Regions from separate parts of the Homo sapiens genome. Here region 2 is linked to region 1. A link is an interaction called in ENCODE POLR2A ChIA-PET data of the cell type or tissue named here. Cell type or tissue: Panc1. All regions are shown on one strand. Links, peaks and the distances in the headings refer to the core of each region. The heading gives the core; the rest is flanking DNA. Region 1 overlaps CDC73 (cell division cycle 73). Region 2 holds the start of GLRX2 (glutaredoxin 2).

Region 1 (2,924 bases), core at 234-2,733:
TAGGTGGCCGTTACTATGTGCATCATGGCCAGAGCTGTCCAGGCCGGTTTTAGCATTTTCCTGGGCATGTCTAGTATAGACTTCAAGGAGTCAGAATTTAAAGACAGGAATTGTAATGCCTCCTAATTGTCAGTTTTTACTGGGTATAGGAATAATTATTTTTGTATTCATGTAGTTAATGGTTTTGAATGATTATTACATGTTGAATCAGATGTAAATCTGCTGTTCAAGTGGCTACTAAATAGTAACTCATGGAGTTACATCATCTGTTTATCTATGTATGTACATTCAACAATATGTCCTTGGTAAAAAGATTAAAAGAGAAAGGTAGGGGGAGAGCACTTCAACCAGGGTGGATGATTTTCATCTAATGGGAATGAGCAAAATCCTTGAGTAACATTAGAAGGGAGACATGAATCTGGTCTTCTTATATTGGTCTCCTTTCCTGTTTGTGCTTTATTATGAGTGGTTGGTCCCTGAATTCAAGGAATTAATTTCAGCTAGGACTTACCAGAAATACCAGCTATTTTTTCCCATGTTGGACAAAAATCTTAATGTTTTAGATCAGGTATAATTTCCACCATACCACTCTGAAAACTGTCACTTGACACAATTATTTAGAGACCAATTTTAGTTTTATTGAGATGACTAGACAATTTTGCATGATGTTTGCTTGGAGTTTATTTCTCTTGACTGTTTTTATTTATAATCAGATGCAGTCTTTTTCATTACATAAGGGATTTGGACAAATGGCTTGTTTTTGGTTATTTAATATTAGTATAGGTAGTTTCCCCTTTTTGAAGAGAAGTCAAATGTTTATTAAAAGCTTGTAATTTTCCTCTAAAGTCAGTGGATGATTTATGAACCAGCTTTACTTTCCTTGAACTCACAAAGCAAGAATTAGCCTGATTGCAAATAAGCAATCTCAGAATGACCACAAGTGTCAGTGTTTGCCTGCCTTATTTTTCTCCTTCAGTTTTCTTGTGCAGCAGATAGGCATGTTGTTTAAGAATTTCTTTTGACTTGAAAACAAAGCTAAATTTAAGTGTCTCTTTCAGAACTAATTATAGACACCTTTATCTGTTTTAATTCATGCAAACTATTAACAATGAGCATTTACAATCAGCAGTGATTTGGCAAATACTTTATTATGCTTGTGTATTCCTTGGTTTTTCTGAGGCACAGCTGTTTCAGTCAGGAATAATACTCTTAGAGCTGTGGTTCTCAAGGGGGCAGTGGTAGGGGTAGTACTGATTTCTACGAGGTGTTCTAGAAGTTTGTGAGGATGTTTCTAGTTAACAGAATGATTTTTAAGGGCATTTTAGGGCCAGGGTAGGTAGTAGTCCAGTAGTGTGTGGGACAGTCTTTGTAAACAGCAAAGACTAGCTCTGTGTTCTGCAGGACTTCTGAGTGTTTCATTGGCTATCTGTGTAGGTGAAACACTTTTTTATAATTAAGTAAATTTAAAACATTGTTGGAACATAAAGTATATTTTGTTCAGTTTTAACGTGCACTGAATTATCTAGAAATGTAACTACAGTGTACAGTGAGGGAAGCTTGTACTTTGCTTTGTTCTAAACTTGGCCAATGGTTCACCATATCAAAAAATGAAATTGTGTTCATGGCATTTGAGTCACCAATATACCAGTCTATGGGCATTTGTAATTGTTACATTCACTATGACTTTATGTATAGGTATTAGCATCTGGTTAGTATATCTTCTGGTATAATCATGTCTGAGACTTACATACTGAAATGCATATTTTTATCATAAATCTCTCTTTTTGTTTGTTTTTTGAGACAGTCTCGCTCTGTTGCCCAGGCTGGAGTGCAGTGGCGTGATCTTGGCTCACTGCAACTTCCACCTCCCAGTTTCAAGTGATTCTCCTTCGTCAGCCACCCGAGTAGCTGGGATTACAGGCGTGTGCCACCACACTTGGCTAATTTTTGTATTTTTAGTAGAGTCGCGGTTTCGTCATGTTGCAGGCTGGTCTCAAACTCCTAACCTCAAGTGATCTGCCCACCTCGTCCTCCCAAAGTGCGGGGGATTATAGGCCTGAGCCACCACACCTGGCCTCTATCATTAATGTCTTTAAAAATTTTATTTGTATTAGTGTATTAATTTTTAAAATATATATGTAGATTGGTTGTATTACCTGTGCATTTCATTTCAGGTAGTTAAGAGGGGTCATTGTAAAGTATTTCTTATATAAATACTTGTTCCATGTAAAGTAAATATAAAGGGCATGTGTTGAATTTGATAGAACTGTGACATCCACTGGGTCAGCACCTTTGAATAAATTATTTCAGGCAGCTTACTCTCCATTCTCTGCAAACCCAGCATATTCTTGATATTTAAAATTATTAACACTATTAATTTATTTAAAGTATAACAAACAATTTGTAAATTCAAGTATATGTAAAATATCGAAACTTAAAATTCTACTAAAACTTTGCAAAGAGGCATAGTTACCCTAATATAAATTATTAGTATCAGAAAGTATTTATTTTAATGGCTGTAGTAGATACGAATAGAAAGCAAGTGTTGGGAGCCAAGCATGGTAGCTCATGCCTGTAATTCCAGCACTTTGGGAGGCCGAGATGAGCGAATCACCTGAGATTGTGAGTTCAAGACCAGCCTGGCTGACATGGCAAAACCCCATCTCTACTAAAAATACAAAAATCAGCCAGACGTGGTGGTACATGCCTGTAATCCCAGCTACCTGGGAGGCTGAGGCACGAGAATCACTTGGACCTGGGAGGCGGAAATTGCAGTGAGCCGAGATCGCGCCACTGCACTCCAGCCTGGGCGACAGAGTGAGACACTGTCTCATAAAAGACAAAACAAGAAAGCAAGTGTTGGAAGTAAGTAAATAGAATTTTTTTTTCCTAAAGGGCTTTTTTGAAGAAAGAAGGGAACATTG
Region 2 (2,924 bases), core at 200-2,699, 85 kb before region 1:
ACAGCCTGTGATTAGCCCTTCAGGAGGGGTCTCTAGCTTGGTCTGGAAAGTTAAACTTGAGATTCCTAGAATCTTGCAAAACTGATAGAAGCTCCCAGATCAAGTAGATAGCGAGACAGACTCTCCGGCCAAGTGCGCAGTGGCAGGCGCGGAAGTGCGAGCCGGCAGGACCGCCAGGCACCAGCCGCGCGGGCGTGGGCAGCACAGCCGCAGTTCCCTTCCACTGCAGGTCCCGAAGCCGCTGATATTCCAAACGAGGAAGTGTAAGGAAAGCACTATCCTCGGTCTAGCCGCAGGCGGCATCACCATCAGTCAGCCTCTATCCTAAAAGCTCTGGCCATTCAGCGGGAATCATCGCCTTCACTTCCTGCAGTAGGGTGGCTAAGTTTAGCAAACAAGAATGCAGGACGCCCGGTCAAATTAGAATTGTAACCAAACACCAGAAAACTGTTCCGTTTTTCCTATGTCCACTGCAGTATTTGGGACACACTTGGACTAAGAATCATTCGCTCTTTCAGAGAAATTCCAATTGATTGCGGCGTCTTGTATTTTATGTAGCAATTCACAGAGGGATGGCCTAAGTGAACATGAGTGAAGTATTTTCAACGCGAGAGTCACAGGCTCCTGAAGTCAGCACAGCCGCGGAGGGCACCCTTCCCTGCCCATCCCTCGAGCGCCTCTGCGTGTTATGACTCAGAGCCCACGCGCTAGTACGCCTCGCCCACCCGGCGCCGGGGCAAAGGGGCACCTCCGCCCACCGCTTTCTCCAGACCCCCGCAAGGCCTGCGCACCACGCCGCGGCACTCCTGCCCGCTGACCCCGTACCCAGAGGCCGCAGCTGCCGCAGCTCCCGCAGCTCCCGCCGCCCTGTCAAGCCAGCCTGCCGAGCCGCTCCTGCTCCAAACCAGCCGCGTCCCCGCCAGCGCCGCGCGGCGCCAAATCATGGTCAGAGCCCGGATCTGCAGCGAGCTCTACTGCCGGACACCGCGGATCCCGGGAGCCCGCCTCCTCCGGCCCGGCCCCCGCCTTGCCCCGCCCCGTCCCGCCCCTCCGGACTGCCCGCGCCGCCGCCGGTCACCTCCTCGCAGCTGAGCGCGTCCTCCCAGGGCTGCCCGAGCGCTGGATTCCAGCGAGTGCCACCCACGTGTAAACATCCTTTAGAGGGGAGAAGCGGCTCACTTGCTTATCTCGAGGGTTCATCCGAGCCCCGCCTCTGGATTCTTTTAGGTTTAGGGACGCTCATAAAGGCTCCCAGGCACTTGGAAGCAGTGCATGAGGATGGTGGCAGACATGCTGGGGAAACGGAGGAGAAAAAACATGACCATCCAAAACAGAATCAAAGTGGTGCCTCAGATGTTTCCAACTACCTGTTACACAAGTTTTTGTGTGGATGAAATAAGAGCCTAAATATATCCTCTTATAATTAGGCAATTGGTCGAGACCCAATGTAAATTATGGGGATATTGGGGTTTACATCCATAATTAAAAGAAAAAATCCGGTGTTGAAGGTTTACTCCAAAGAAGACAAAGATTATTTCCCACCACCTGCCAAAAAAAAAAAATTAGGAAACAAAACAAAAGAAATTAGCACAGAGATGTTTCACCATGGCTTTGGAAATGGGCGATTGCTGTTGACAGGATTATTTAAGCCACTCAGTGGTGGTAATAATAGCCTTTGTGCGTCACTATTTAAGGTTGGGGGTAAGCCTTTATTTACTGAGGACACTGAAATTCATCTTAAAGTCAAAGGTCAAATGGTACATCTAAAATTCTAAACAATTATTACAACAATCCAGAGCTTTTTTGATTCTTCATGTTCAACTAAGTGTAAAATTCATGTTACCAAAGTACAAAATAAGAACTTGTATTTCTGACAGTTCTTTTCCAACATTCAAATGGGCTATGTTTGATTACTTAATAAAAGGATGGAAGTTAGTTGCAAAAATAAATACCCCCAAAGGGTAGGAATTCATTCTTTTTAAAGACAAATTTGACTTTGAAAATTAAGGCATGTGGCCAGGCGCGATGGCCTGTCCTGTAATGTGGCCATTACAGGACTGCCCGCTGACCCCGTACCCAGAGGCCGCAGCTGCCGCAGCTCCCGCAGTGGCCAGTCCTGTAATCCCAGCACTTTAGGAAGCCGAGGCGGGCGGGTCACCTGAGGTTGGGGGTTCAAGACCAGCCCCTCCAATATTGGTGAAACGCCGTCTCTACTAAAAATACAAAATTAGCCGGGCGTGGTGGCGCATGCCCGTAATCCCAGCTACTCGGGAGGCTGAGGCAGGAGAATCGCTTGAATCCATGAGGCAGAGTTTGCAGTGAGCCAAGATCACACGATTGCACTCCAGCCTGGGCAACAAGAGCAAAACTCCGTCTCATAAAAAAATAAATAAATAAAATAAAATAAAAATTAAGGTATGTTATCTATCTATAGTGTTGTGGGCTTTTTAATTTTTTTATAAAACTATTTTGGAAATTTATGGTGTTATGTTAGTTTTGAAGTCAAATTTTACCTCATCTCAAATTGTTTTATGAAATAAAGATCATTATGAGGTGAACCGATCATGTTACAATTTAATTTTAATACAGCATAGATGGACTATTATCAAGCACAGAATTCACTGGACAGATTTTTTTAAGGATTTCAGAATGTAAAGTACTTCAGAAGAAAGTGTTATGCCTGAATTCAGCATAATATATTAATAAATATATTGATAATTTTCAACTTCTTTGTGCTTCGTGGGGTAGCTACAGAAGTGATTATTATTTTTGGTCATAGTTGTGATGACTGCAATAGCAAGTTAAGAAATATGTCAGCAGACAGTAGAACGGTGGTTGCCAGGGCCTGGGAGAAGGTGGAAATGGGGAGATGTTGGTCAAAGGGTACAGAGTTTCAATTATGCGAGATAGGTAAGTTCTAGAGA

Evidence for each region. ChIA-PET counts read pairs that join two places held together with the same protein. Peaks named below come from ENCODE experiments on the same cell type or tissue, not always from the same donor. Only the 100,000 strongest peaks of a DNase experiment are listed, where the experiment ranks them.
Region 2: POLR2A ChIA-PET joins it to region 1 with 16 read pairs; 3 of 35 experiments call an interaction of 5 or more read pairs at or near these places.

Annotation. Positions count from the first base shown.
Region 1 is chr1:193,189,611-193,192,534 of GRCh38, forward strand. The region is part of intron 10 of CDC73 (cell division cycle 73); the gene reads left to right. Among named protein-coding and RNA genes, the nearest start is that of B3GALT2, 4.5 kb to the left of the region's middle. In Panc1, for the core only: no CTCF peak of the experiment used is centred there; no DNase peak of the experiment used is centred there.
Region 2 is chr1:193,104,439-193,107,362 of GRCh38, forward strand. It overlaps GLRX2 (glutaredoxin 2), which reads right to left and starts at 976. Exons shown (of 4, transcript NM_197962.3): 1 at 826-976. The coding sequence starts at 944. RefSeq lists silencers at 765-864, 841-1,135, 915-1,154. In Panc1, for the core only: no CTCF peak of the experiment used is centred there; DNase peaks (open chromatin) are centred at 569, 720, 1,093 and 1,313; H3K4me3 peaks cover 1,427 bases; H3K27ac peaks cover 1,626 bases.